Linked DNA regions of Homo sapiens: regions 2 and 3 are each linked to region 1. Evidence: chromatin contacts called from ENCODE Hi-C data. All regions are on one chromosome and are shown on one strand. The core of a region is the stretch at or near the end of the contact, and the rest is flanking DNA. Distances in the headings are between cores, read along the strand shown.

Region 1 (4,728 bases), core at 1,436-3,935:
TGAGGTCAGGAGTTTGAGACCAGCCTGGCCAACATGGCGAAACCTGGTCTCTACTAAAAATACAAAAATTAGCCAGGTGTGGTGGTGCATGCCTGTAATCCCAGCTACTGGGGAGCCTGAAGCAGGAGAATCACTTGAACCCAGGAGGCAGAGGTTGCAGTGAACTGAGATCACGCCACTACACTCCAGCCTGGGCGACAGAGCGAGACTCCATCTCAAAAAATAAATAAACTAAAAATTTAAAAATAACTAAATAAGTAAAACACTCCGAGCTAGCCTGTTACAGCTCCTATTTATGCACATTCCCGTTTCCGCTGAGAAGAACCAAAAAAAAAAAAAAAAAGACTCAGCAGATCTGACTGCAGACCTTTGAACTTGCAAACAGCAGCAGGTTCCTTCCTCAAGCTGTGGGCTCTGGGCTCAACCCACTTTGCCTCCCAACTGACCTAGTCAATGGCAGCTGAGCAACTGACTTCTTCCTCGAATCATTGGAACAACTCCAAGCAAATCCTTGTGCATCCACAGGGAACAGTACAACGTTTTGAAACAAGGCAGCGAAAGTAAACATCATTCTACTTGCTGCTAAGCCCGTAGCTCTCTGCCCAGCACACTTCCTGTGAGTTTTTTTTTCTTAAGTTTCCTCCAGATCTGGGGATTTATTTTGCTTTTAAATCTCAGCAGTGGAAAGGCAGAAGAGGAAATCCCAGATGAGACACTACTATTTGGCAGTCTTAAGAATTATGGTTGTATTGTCGTTTTGGTTTAACTTTTTACCACAGATATTTTCAAACATTCTCAAAAGTGCAGAGAATATATACGTGAACTTCCTTGTATCCATTACTCAGCTTTGACAATTATCTCCCATGTTTACTTTGAAGGCAGGAGAATTTATTAACTCACAGAGAAGAGGTTTCTTAATGTTACCATTATCATAATGGCTAGTGGTTTCTATGTTTTAACTCACGGCTGTCCAACCTTTTGGCTTCCCTGGGCCACGCTGGAAGAACTATCTTGGGCCACACATAAAATACACTACCATTAATGATGAGCTAAAAAAAAAGAGGCAGGGGGGTTGTTCATGCATAATTTTCATGATATCTGCCACCATAGATTAAAGTCCTCGCATTCAAATGCTTCAACACGGTTGTTTAACTGTTTAATATATGACTGCTTGCCTGCCTGTACTGCCTTTGCCCACTGGCTTTCAACTGGGGTGATTTTTGCCCCCATGGGGACATCGGCAATGTCTGGAGACATCTTGACTGTCACAACTTGGGAGTGGGGGGATTGCTGGTGGGTGGAGTCCAGGTATGCCACTGAACTTGCTTCAATGCACAGGTGAGACCTCCCGAAACAGAATTATGTGGCTCAAAATGTCAACTGAGCTGCTGTTGAAAAATCCTATCTTAGCTAATATCCCCACTTTAGGAATGAGGAAATTGAAGCTTGGAGTGGTTAACTTGCCTTTTATAAGTTTCAACCCAGGCAGTCTGAATCAGGGACCCTGCCTGCTTAACCATTACCCTATATACACCTACGACTAGAACCAGTCCCCTGATTTGAATTCAAACACGTCATTTTTCCAGACAGACAAAAATGAGGCCCAGAGAGGGGAAGAGACTTGCCCAAGGTCACACAGTGGAGGAGTAGGGCTAGAACCCGGGACTCCTGCGTCCTGGTCCAGTGTTCCCTCCGCGGGCTTTGCTTCTGCCTCTACAGAGGACCCAACTGGCCAGCGCTGGGGAAAGGGCCTAGGGGAAGAGGTTCAGCTACCATCCCGCTGTCCGCTGGGGCAGCCTGACCCAGGCACAAGACTCCTGTGGGGTCACCTAAGGGCGCCAGGGAGAAGAGCGAGGGAGGGAGGAAGAAGGAGGCAGGACAGCTGGCTCCAGCTCCACGTGCTCCCAGCCCCTGGCTGGGAGCCCACGTGAGGGTCGCCCTAAGAAGTCGGGGGCGAGGAGAGAGGGTGCAAAGCCCCGGCCCGGGCTGGACGGAGAGAAGCGCGGTGGAGACTTCCCTGCGCCCCCTCTGGGCCCGTACGGCCCACCTCCCACACCAGAGTGCTGCGCCGCAACCCCTTACTCCGCGTCCTCTGACCCCTGATCCCTGCCCTCTCCCTCGGGCCAAGCCGTCGCATCCCTCGGATTCTTACACGCGCCGCCCCAGCAACCCGGACCGCGCGCCGGGGTCCGCACCGCGCAGCCTAGCCCGCCGGCGCCGCCGCCAAAACCCCGAGCCCGAAGCTGTTGCAGCCGCCGCAGCCGCCGAAGCCGCCGCCACTTCAGCCACTGCCACCAGGGCAGCTGCGCCAGCTCTCCTATCCACCGCCTACCGTCCTCTCAACCCCGCTGGCCCCGCCCCATTTCCCCTTCACAGCGTCCTACTGGCTAACTGGGCTACCGTGATGAACTCTGATTGGCCAACTATCACGTCCTTCCGCAGGTCTCGCCCGCCGCCGATGCGGTACTCCCTGCCCGCCTCCTTAAGAAGGGGCGGGACGAAGAATCCACGCCCCTTACTCCTCCCTTGTTCCCCGCCTTACTCGTTGAGTCCAACCCAGAGGGAGTCCCAAGTCTTTCCATTGGTGAAAGGTCAAAATGGCGGTGCTTCTGATTGGTCAGACTTCAGGAGGTGGGGACAACTGAGCGGAACAATAAATTGAATGGTGAAAAGAAAGGTCAGTCAGACACCGAGTCTCGCCTTCTGAGATTGGCGGGTAACCTAGCAACGCAGGGACCGCGGCGGTAACTGTGGCTAGGGAAACCTGGAGCGGTCAGAGCAGGTGAGTAGCCAGTTGGGAAAGGGTCGCGGATCGGGGGAGATGTGGAATAGGGTTCAGCCCTCTGTCCTTTGGCTCCCTGAGGAATTAGAAGCCCCCGCTGCGATCTCGTCTCAGCTTCAGGACCCTGTCCCTCAGCTCCTGCCTTAGTCTGGACCTTTCGCTCCACAACCTGCAGGGAGCCGGCCTCCATTCTGCCCTTCTACCTGCCCACTTCATGGCTCCACTCCCTCATCCCTAAAACGAGGAGGACAACAGTCAAGCAGAGTCATATCGTAGTTAACTTATTTCAAGTCAAACATGGGAGCTGTGGGTGGGAGGGGAGTTTATAAGTCCCCTCCCATTTCACCCAACGGCCATACGTTCCTCGGTGAGCAGGCAATCTCACTTCAGTGTTTAAATTAGGTAGTTTTGTTTGTTTGTTTTGTTGTTGTTGTTGTTGTTTTTGCCGAGCATGGTGGCTCACGCCTGTAATCCCAGCACTTTGGGAGGCCGAGGCGGGCAGATCACTTGAGGTCAGGAGTTCTAGGCCAGCCTAGCCAGTATGGTGAAACCCCATCTCTACTGAAAATACAAAAATTAGCTGAGCATGGAGGCGCACCTGTAATCCCAACTACTCGGGAGGCTAAGGCACGAGAATCACTTGAACCCGGGAGACTTAGGTTGCAGTAAGCCAAGATAGCGCCATTGCACTCCAGCCCGGGCAACAGAGCAAGACTCTGTCTCAAATAAATAAATAAATTAGGTAATTTTTATTACACCACTTTTGCCTTTATCCTAACTTTGGAATTTAACTCCCATCTCCATCCTTAAGATGTGATCTCATTGTACCTACTGAAGACAGAGAGTTTCTTGTGATGATTAAATGAGGCTAAGGGCCGGGCGCGGTGGCTCAGCCTGTAATCCCAGCACTTTGGGAGGCCGAGGCCAGCAGATCACCTGGGCCAGCAGATCACCTGAGGCCAGGAGTTTGCGACTAGCCTGGCCAACATGGTGAAACCCTGTCTCTACTAAAAATACAAAAATTAGCCGGGCCTGGTGGCGTGTGCCTGTGATCCCAGCTACTCAGGAGGCTGAGCGGGAGAATTTCTTGAACCCGGGTGGTGGAGGTTGCAGCGAGCCGAGATCGTGCCACTGCACTCCAGTCTGGGTGATAGAGCGAGACTCCAGCTCAAAAAATAAATAAATAAATAAATAAATAAATAAGGCTGAGGTGGGAGAATTGCTTGATCGCAAGAGGCGGAGGTTGCGGTGAGCCATGATTGCACTACTGCACTCCAGCCTGGGCGACAGAGCGAAAAACCCTGTCTCAAAAAAATATATAAAAAAAAAACTTTGAGGTTCAAAAGATATTTTCATAAGAAAATGAAAAGATCAGCCACAGACACAGACATGGAGGAAATATTTGCAAATCATGTGTCATAAAAGAGTTGTATATAGAATATAAAAATAACTCTTATAACTCAATAAGAGGACAACTCAATTTTTTTAATGGGCAAAAGAGTTGAGTAGACATTTAAAAATCAAAAAGACAATACCAAGTATCATCATGTAGATAAATAAACAAACTGTAGCTTTCATATGTTGCCGGTAGGTACAGCAGAATACCAATTGGTACCACCAATCTGAAATATAGTTGGCAGTTTCTTAAAAAGTTAAACATAGGCCAGGCACAGTGGCTCGTGCCTGTAATCCCAGCACTGTAGGAGGCACAGGCAGGTGGATCACCTGAGGTCAGGAGTTCGAGACCAGCCTGGCCAACATAGCAAAACCCCGTCTCTACTAAAAATACAAAAATTAGCAGGGCATGCTGGCGGGTCCCTGTAATCCCAGCCATTTGGGAGGCTGAGGCAGGAGAATCACCTGAACCCAGGAGGCGGAGGTTGCAGTGAGCCGAGATCGTGCCACTGCACTCCAGTCTATGTGACAGAGTGAGACCCTGTCTCAAA
Region 2 (4,728 bases), core at 1,234-3,733, 4.4 Mb after region 1:
TCGATTATATTAATATAGTTATAATTGATTATATTAATATAGTTATAATTAATTATATTAATATAGTTATAATTAATTAATATAATATGTATATATGCTATATATCATAAATATATTAATTATAAATATTAATATTAACATTAATGTTTAATATTTCATTCCTTGCCTGTGAGCAGTCTCTGTCTCCCTTGCAGCCCCCTCCCTGCACAGATGCCCTTTGCACCCTGCTTGCCAACAGACACCTCAGCTTGGGATCCCACACCCCCTCCCCAACTCAGAAGCTTGCCCTGCCCTTCCCCGCCAAATGGTTTTTAGGTCTGAATTGTTGGGAGGAGAAGTGGACTTTTTTGAGACTGTTTTCCAGAGGTATCAGTTCAGCTGAAAGCCAGTGCCTAAGAGCAGAGGTTTCAGAGTTACACTCCTGCCTTCCCCTTCCTGCTTCCCGGCTCCTTGGTCTCATGAACTTGGGCAGGTGACTTAACCTCCCTGAGCCTCAGTGTTTGTTTGTTTTGTTTTCTGTTTTTTTGTTTTTTTAAGACGGAGTCTTACTCTGTTGCAGTGCTGTGGCACAATCTCGGCTCACTGCAACCTCCATCTCCTGGGTTCGAGTGATTCTTGTGCCTCCCAATAGCTGGGATTACAGGAGCACGACACCACGCTCGGCTAATTGAGCCTCAGTTCCCGTATGTATAAAACACTGAGAGATGGACACTGGGGAATAAATGAGTTAACATACCTGATGTGCTTAGCATAGCGCTCAACGAAGATGTTATTGGTGTTACATTTATTGATGTCCACTGTTTTCTGGGCACTGAGAGGGATCCTGAGACAGAGAAGTCATAGGCCTAGCTCTCCAGACACTCAAGGTGATGTGGGGAACTTAGCTGCTGTTGTGTTATTTGAAGCACTCAGTTGTCAGGAAGACCTGACCTGACCTCCAGGTGGCTTTAACTCGCACGTGGCATGATGCTGTGAGTCTTATTTGCCAGGTTCAACCTGTGTGTGGGGAGTGCCCAGTGTGCCCAGGGCACAGAGATGACCAGGGTGAGTTACTCCTGGAATACTGACTTCAGAGAAGAGCACAGCTTGGCCAGTGTATCTACCAGCACTTACTTTCAATCTACTGTATGTCAAGCACAGAGGGAGATTTAAAAAGCATGTGCATCCTGGCCCTCACATCCCATTGTGAAGTTAAAATATACTGGCAGGAAGATGGCTTCACCACTAGTTAGTAAATAAGTGGGTCAGGGAACACGATTTGGAAATGAGGGAACTTGGGTTCCTAGGTTCCTATCACTAAGGGTGGTCTTTCCTTCAGTATCCAAGGGGATTGGTTTCAGGACCCCCGCCTTTGCCGAGGATAACAAAATCCATGGATGCTTAAGCACCCGCAGAACCCACTAATTCAAAGAGTTCAGCATCCCTCAAATACTGTATTTTCTGTCTGTAGTTGGTTGAATCCACTGATGAGGAACCCGCGGATACAGAGGACCGACTGTATGTGACCTTGAGCAAGTGACTTAACCCTTAAGCCTCAGTGTCCTCACCTGCACAGTAAGAGGAGGTGCTAGAAGATGTTGAAAGGGAGGAGCTATAGCTCACAGCGAGGGCCACAAGAGAAAGCTTCCTGGAGAAGGCATAAACACTGGAAGACAGGCATGACGTCGGGAGGCAGATGGGAGGAAGGACACCATGAGCCGAGAACCACAGTAGGCTTTATGGGGACAGTGCTATAGCTGGGGATAGAACAGAGAATGCGAAGCATGGAGAACAGGGGGAATAGTGCGAGAGGTAATACAAGAATGGTTTTTTATTCTGAAATACTGTTTTCTAACTATATTCTAAGCCCCTAAGGTCAGGACATAGCAGATGAATGAAATTTAGGTTAACGACATACAATGGCTAATTGTGGCAACCCATAGAGAGTTAGCACAAGAAGTTTGGACTCTAATCAATAGATGATGTCACATGGCTAAAAGTTCTGGGGCTGGGAAAGAATGTCATGAGAGCAATGGTTAGCGGCTGTGCAGAGTGGGCGAGAGGCCAGGGAGGCGCTTGTCCTGATTCTTCTCACCAGGCCAAAAGCTTCCGGAGCTCTGCTGTCCTATACCACAGCTGATAGCCTCATGTAGCTAATTAAACTTAAATTTAAATTAACTAAAATGAAATAAAATGACAAACCCAGTTTCTTGGTCACACTTACTGCATCTTAAGTGTTCAGTCAACACATCTGGCCAGTGGCTCCCATACTAGACAGAGAGTGGGTAGAGAATACAACAGCCCTGGCCTTCAGGGACATTCAGAGAATGCAGCACAGAGCCGGGTGCACCGTGGGGCTGCTTGGATGTCGCCTGGCTCACGGGGGTGAGGAGGGCCAGAACTGGGTGGTGCCTGAGAGACCTGAAAGGAGGGGCCTCTGACAAAGTTAGGACTCGGTGACAAATGACTGTGGTATGGGGCTGCATACCATAGACAGGGCTGAGAACCTGGGACAGTCGGGATAATCTCTTCTCGGAATTTTTGAGCTGTCTCAGAAACATTTCCTTCATGTGCCTGTTATTTCTGGCGTGTTTGGCTGTCTTTGCTGCCATAGCATTTCCCGCACAGTGCAGCCTTTATACCTTCTGCCCTCGTGAAGGGGCTTAGATCCTGGTAGAGCAGATGATGCTTGGAGGAAGATGCATTAGCTCCAGCTTCCATGGGGCCTGAGGGCTCTTGGGGTCATCAGGGAACTATCTTAAAATTTGCTAAACCAAGCCAAGACACATCACTTGCTGTCTTATTTAGGGAGAAAAAAAAAAAAAAGCTTGCTTTTGCGAGCTCGCTGGTCAGTTCAGCTGCTTGCCGCTACCCGTTGGTTTGAAGGAGAGCTGTGTAGCTGGCTCAGAGAATGTCTCTTACTGTCTGAAATACTTTTGGACATTCCTTCTCTCTGAGAGAAGCCTACGCCTTCTAGCCAAACAATACATGTTCCAGCAGCAAAGATATTTGTAATGAGCCCTGCCAGCATTCCTTGTCTGTGACCCCTTTCCCTAAGTATAACGCTCTGCAGAGCTGGAATTTTTCTATGCTCAGCATTATGTGTTTAGGGGGGTACAATTTGGGAGCTCCGGTTGACAGGTGTGTCCCTAAAGTTACTTGTTTTCTTAGGCTCTGAAGAGTGACATTTGGAACGAGGCCCTGCCATGTTGCACTGCAAGGCCCACAGTGAAGAAGAACGAGACCTTGGCCCAACTCAGGGTCTTTGTGACTTTTAAACACGAGTTCCAAATGAGGGAAGAACCTGTGGGAGAACCATGGAAAGAATTTTCCATCCGACCTGCAGTCTTTAGCTAATCTCTCTCCAAATGGTGAATTTTCGATCTCCTTTACATCTTTATCAACTTCACTTTGCTAGGCCTGGGGTTCTGAATCCATCCAGAGCCTCACTGAGAGTGGTTTTGAGGTCAGTTGATTAGCTTTCCACGTTGCTGCTATTGCTGCAGGTCAGATGGTGCTGCTTTCTGACCTATGGATTCTTCAGGAAGAGCACCGAACTTTTTCAGCCCCATTCTACCTCTTATTAGCCAGATGACCACAGACAAGTCATTTATCTTCTCCCAGTCTTGGTGGTTTCATTTTCTTTTCTTTCTTTTCTTTTCTTTTGGGAGGCGGGGGTGGGTGGGACAGAGTCTCCCTCTGTCTCCCAGGCTGGAGTGCAGCGGTACAATCTTGGCTCACTGCAACCTCTGCCTCCCGGGCTCAAGTGATTCTCCCACTTCAGCCTCCCAAATACCCGGGACTGCAGGTGCACGCCACCACACCCAGCTAATTTTTGTATTTTTTGTAGAGGCAGGATTTTGCCATGTTGCCCAGGCTGGGGTTGTTTCATCAGGGGAATGGGATTGTAAAAATTAAGTGGAAAAATGTAGGGACAAACTCTCTATAACTAGAAAGCTATTATTTACATATTTAAAACAATATATGTTGATAGTATACCAGGCATTCAGGTGCTGAGAATTTGTGATGTTGACAGTGCGATGTCTCAACCACAAGCATGAGGTTTGTTTCTTAGGTTTGCACATTCTGAAACTTGAATTTGTGAGTTCACTCAGGGATGATCAAGTTCTAAGAAACCAATTTACGCTAACCAAACTTATAAGGAACTGATATATAAAGCACAATTTGTAAATTGAGGTTTATGAACCCACAGGGGGGCCTTTTATGACAGAGGCCAAATCCTCCTGGGTTCACAATAAGGTACATGTAGCATAATCATCTTACTCTCCTGCCCCTTATGCCTCTCTGTTTACTGATCCTTCAGGGCCTCGCAGGCTTCATTTCTTCCAGGGAGGCCTCCCTGAACCCCTGTGTGTACGTGCATCTGCACCTTCCACCTCCTTCCACCGTGGAACTTGCTGCCTTATATCGAAGTTACTGTCCTGTGCCTGCCTGGCCCTCCAGTGTCACTCCAGACCAGGTGTGGAGTGGTCTGTGGCATGGGTGGAAACCGGGTCTGTTTCACTTCTAAATTCTCAGGCCTTAGCACTGACCGGACACAATAGACACTCAGCAAATACTTGTTGATCGAAACCGAATTAACAGAGCCTCCTTTTTGGAATGCTCGTTGGCACCCATCTTTCTATGCTGACAGCATTACATTAGTTCCTTTTTCTCCTAGAATTACCATCAAGTTCGCTGGACAATTGACAGTCCCCTCAGTAATCACCATGCAGAGTGGGGTACCAT
Region 3 (4,728 bases), core at 1,011-3,510, 3.1 Mb before region 1:
CTCAGGCCTAAGTAACACCGTGTATGTTGACAGAGTGGTTTTTTTTTTTTTTTTTTACTTTTACCAACAGTATCTTTATTTATTTATTTATTTATTTTTTTGATGGAGTCTCACTCTGTCGCCCAGGCTGGTGTGTAGTGGTGCAATCTCTGCTCACTGCAACCTCTGCTTCCTGGGTTCAAACGATTCTCTTGTCTCAGCCTCCCAAGCAGCTGGGACTACGGGCACACGCCACCACACCCGGCTAATTTTTGTATTTTTAGTATTTTTAGTAGAGACAGGGTTTCATCATGTTGGCCAGGCTGGTCTCGAGCTCCTCACCTCAGTTGGTCTGCCCGCCTTGGCCTTCCAAAGTGCACGGATTACAAGCGTGAGCGACTGCATCCGCTCATCAACAGTATCTTAATAGAAATTCTCAATATTGGCCTGAGGTCATTGGGTCAGCAATCAGGATCAATTTTTGAGATTAGGAAATGAGGCTCAAAGAGTTAAACTATGTTGGTCAAAATAATGCAATTAGAGGGATGGCAAAGCCAGCCAGAGGCATCTTTCTAAGGAGCCTCCTGAATTCATGCTCGGGCTCTGGAGTCAGAAGGACCTGAGTTTGAGCCATGTACTAACTGAGAGATTGGAGATGTCACTGCACACCTCTGAGTTTTACCTAATTACAGCCTAAGAATAATAACAGTATCTACTTTAGGTGGTTGTTCTGCGGATTATGTGAAATAATGTAGGTAACGACATTCATTGTAACAATATGTTGCATGATAATACACATTATAACATGTTGCTCATGAGTTTTGCTTTAGCAGTATTTGTGGTAGTTCCAAAACTCAGTTCACGTGTCTTAAGACTTCTCTTATTATACACTCTCATCTCTTCCCTGCTTTCTACTCTTCCTTTTTTTTTTTTTTTTTTTTTTTGAGACAGGGCCTCTCTCTGTCACTCAGGCTGGAGTACGGTGATGCGACCTCGGCTCACTGGGCTCACTGCAGCCTCTGCCTCCAGGGCTCAAGTTATCCTCCCACCTCAGCCTTTCGAGTAGCTAGGGCTACAGGCACATGCCACACTACGCCTGGCTAATTTTTGTATTTTTGTATTTTATTTTTTTTGTCATGACGGGGGTTCTTGCTACATTGCTCAGGCTGGTCTTAAACCTCGGCTAGGATTACCGGCGTGAGCCACTGTGCCAGCCATCCACTCTTCCTCTTTTAGCTTAATCTACCTGAAACAGCTGATTGTTCCATGTTTGGAGGCGTATTAGTGAAGACATTGTTTTCTCCTCCCCCTTTTCGGGGATCCATTTCTTGAGGACTGGGAGAGCTTCTCTTCATAGCAGCACTCCTCCGGACTCCCAGGCCATATACACTCAGGAAATGTTGGTTATCCAATGAATGACGCCAGGAAGAAGGGTCTGCTCCCAACACGGCCTTAGCACAGTGCCTGGAAGTTATAACAGATTCTGGCACACAGCAGGAGCTCAGGAAACATTTATGTAATGAATGAATGAATGAATGAATGAGTGCACACAGTAACTAGGAGTAAGGGCTCAATAAACATTTCTGTATTAAACGCACAGTGTCTGGAACACAGTAAGCGCTCCGTCTATGGCAGCCGTGAATATCCCTGGGCGAAGCCTGTGAAACCTTGTCCAAGAGCTTGGCTTCACTGTGCGCGGGTTCGAATCTGGACTCCTCTTCCCAAGTGTGCGACCTCGGGCAAGTGATTTAATCCCTTTGTGCTTTAGTTTTCTCCTCTGCAAAAGGCGGACGGCGGCGCGAGCCTCTGAGGACACATTCCCCAGGGCACTCGGACCCGCTGCCTGGCCCACATCGCGGCCGCCGCGCCACGCCAGCCGGCCTGGGCTGCGAGGGCACAGGCCGGGGGTCCCGCGCCCTCCTCCGCGGCCACCACGGGCGCGCCCGGGACCCACGGTCCCGCCCCGCCACGATCAGTGCACCGCGAGGGGGCGGGGCGGCCACGAGGGGCAGCCCACGGCAGCCACGGGCCGGCAGTCCGCCGCCCGCCGGGGAGCCCGGCCGCCCGCACTTCTTTCTCTCCCTCTCTGCCTCCCTCCCTCCCTCTTCCCGGCCGGAGGACCCGGCCGCGCTCAGCTCAGCAGCGCCTCCCGCGAGCCGCCGCCGCCGCCGCCACTCCGGACCCCTCCCCCGCCCGCCCCTCGCTCCCCCCGCGCGGCCGGCGCCCGTCACGTGACCAAGCGCCAGCCAATGGCGGGCCGAGCCGCGGTCGGCGGCCGCCATTGCTGTCAGAGCAAGCGAGCCCGGGGAGGGAGGAGAAGCGAGGCTGACTGGGGAGGAGGGGGGGGTGGGGGAGGAAGAGGAAGGAGGGGACGTCGCTCGGCTGCCGGGGTCGCCCGCTGGCTTCGTCCGCACCCCCCCCTTCGCGAGTTCGCGCTCCGCGGCGGCGGCGGCTCCGAGGCGGCGGCGGCGGCTCCGGGGCTCGCCTCCCCTCGCGCGCCGGCGGGGGCCGAGGGGGAGTCGGTGGCTGGAGATAAACAAGGCGGCGGCAGCGGCAGCAGCGGCGGCGGCGGCGGCTGAGGAGCAGGGAAGGCGGAGGCGGTGGCCGGCCCGCAGCGCCGGCCCGGGGCGCGCGCCCCCCCCGCCAGCCCGGGCCCGCTGCCCCCGGCGCGGCGTCGCCGCGGCGCCTCCCGCCTGCCCGCCGGCCCTCGCGCCCTCCCCCGGCGGCGGCGGCGGCCCGGCCGCCCCGCGCTCCCCGGCGAGGCGCCGCCGCCCGGCCCGGCCTCGCCTCGGACGCCTCGCTCCGACATGCCCCGCTCTGGCGGCCGGGCTCGCGGAGGATCATGACTGCGGCAGCGAACTGGGTGGCGAACGGGGCGAGCCTGGAGGATTGTCACTCCAACCTCTTTTCGCTGGTGAGTAGCCGGGCTGCGGGGAGGGGGCTGTGCCGGGGAAGGGGGGGGGTCCCCGACCTCCGCCGCCGACCAACTTTCTCCTCCCGCCGCCGGGACTTCGCCCCTCCCTCGCGTCTCCCCGCCGTTCGCCTCTCGCCGATTCTCCCCCTTTTGGATCGTCTCTCTCTCGCCTTGGATCCCATCCAGTGTTTATTTGGCTCTTTAAAAATCATTTGTGAGCGCGGCGCTCGGCGTGGAATTTGCATGTGGAAGTCTCGGAGCTGCGGATTCTGGGTCGCACTTCGAACGCCCACCCTCTGTTGCAATCGCACTCCCCTTCTCCTCCCCTTTCCCCCCTTTTTTTCCCCCCGTAAATGTGGAAGGCTTTGCCTTGTGCTGCCGCGCCTCCGATCGGCAACCTCTTCCCCCGTTGTTGGATCAGCTGCCTGCCCGCCCGCCTGCCTTTTGAATTTTTTTAAATTCCATAATGACACCTGCAATTTCGCCCTAAAATAGTTGATTGAATGCGATTGTGTCAGGAAAGGACTCTTGCACCCGAAGCTCCCGCGATTGTAAACATCGACAGCCGCCTGCCTCTCGGGGCTTACTATGCTGGAGAGCCGTAAAGCCATTGCACCGAGCCGACGGAAGGTGGAGAAAGCTTTTTCTTCTTTCTCTCCTCCTGTGTCTTTTAAAAACTGTTTTTCTCTATCCTAACAACGAATCCGCACACACACACACACACACACACACACACACACACACACACACAAAAGCAACAAGCTGGTCGGTTTGATAACATCGCTTTTATCTGCCTTCGCCTCTCTCGCGCTCTCTCTTTCTGATAATTGACAACTTTTCCTTCGGATTTGAATCGCCTGCCTTAATCTTGAAGCAGTTAGGGTGTCAATTGTTCTCGTGGAAGCCTGGCACCCGCCGACGGTGTCTAGATTCATCGAAATTAAAAATGTATAGGGCTCCAGCAACTCTTTTCCTGGCGGTGTCAGTGACATTTGGTGGTAAATGCCATCTTTGCTTTTTATTGGGTCGTATTACCTACCTCTGAAAACATTCACGTTGTTAAACCTGGCGTTTAGGCTAATAATTGCAGTGCGTGGTCTTTAAATATGTGCTTTGTGCATGAGTTACTGTATGTATAGCTATGTGCCCAGGAGAGTACGAATTTGTTTAAATATTGAGCAAAGATTTGTAAACAGATGTAAGGCAATTACGTTTCAAGCGTAGAATATAATTGGAAAATTGGCTGAACGGTTTATTTAATTTAGCCTTAAAAACACCCAACTTGTTTTAAGTTGTGTACCCTGTTTTTTTTGGGGGGGAGGTGAGTCCCTTTTGGAGAGCATGCATTTTGGAAATTATTTTCTGTAACCCCCGCTGTAGATAGAAGCATTATTTCCCTCTTAATCCTTGTTTACACTGGATAAATAATTTAGTGTTCAAATTGTAATTAGTTACATTTAATTATGGGTGGCATAGATGCCTTTTTGCTATGAGACTAATGGAGAAATGCAAATTCTCGCCAACTTTTCAAATGAAAGTGTTACTTTATTAAATGTGTTACAATGCAGACCAAAAAATCAACACGTGATTTTTACCTACAAAGACATAGTATCATTGCTCCCACTCTAGTAAAATCAGGTAAATTTTTTTAAATGAAATATTTTAATCCAGATATTTAATCTTAAAATTCATTTATAAGTTGGAATTCTTTCTCTTAGTATTGTGATAATTTTCCCTTGATTTTTTGGTATGTGGGAGTAAAACCCCCTTTTGCCTCAACTTTTTCCCTCCTCAGTCTTATCATTTAGTATCAGTCAGGTTCAGGGACTTCCATA

Evidence for each region. A loop is a pair of places that touch in the nucleus more often than their neighbours do. Pooled maps may share reads with other maps.
Region 2: a loop to region 1 is called in a map of ascending aorta, with 5 times the contacts of the local background. The contact joins the enhancer-like site here to the promoter of DRC10 in region 1. A Hi-C loop is called at or near these places in 1 of 168 maps with a recorded cell type or tissue (ascending aorta), 2 of 37 single-sample maps with no recorded cell type and 4 of 50 pooled maps.
Region 3: a pooled map shows a loop between it and region 1 (8-fold over the local background). The contact joins the promoter of MED13L here to the promoter of DRC10 in region 1. A Hi-C loop is called at or near these places in 4 of 50 pooled maps.

Annotation. Positions count from the first base shown.
Region 1 is chr12:113,219,051-113,223,778 of GRCh38, reverse strand. DRC10 (dynein regulatory complex subunit 10) reads left to right here and starts at 2,685. Exons shown (of 5, transcript NM_001330452.2): 1 at 2,685-2,782. TPCN1 (two pore segment channel 1) reads right to left here and starts at 2,315. Exons shown (of 28, transcript NM_017901.6): 1 at 2,153-2,315. RefSeq lists a silencer at 321-615 and an enhancer at 2,937-3,086.
Region 2 is chr12:108,831,231-108,835,958 of GRCh38, reverse strand. All of the region lies in intron 2 of SSH1 (slingshot protein phosphatase 1), which reads left to right. Among named protein-coding and RNA genes, the nearest start is that of MIR619, 3.4 kb to the left of the region's middle. RefSeq lists an enhancer at 4,167-4,276. Within about 2 kb of position 2,483, at least 24 of the 41 ENCODE cell types and tissues checked have a DNase peak (open chromatin) inside an H3K27ac peak, as active enhancers do; they include ascending aorta, where a contact is called at or near this core.
Region 3 is chr12:116,275,225-116,279,952 of GRCh38, reverse strand. MED13L (mediator complex subunit 13L) reads left to right here and starts at 2,260. Exons shown (of 31, transcript NM_015335.5): 1 at 2,260-2,893. The coding sequence starts at 2,822. RefSeq lists silencers at 1,852-1,911, 1,962-2,431.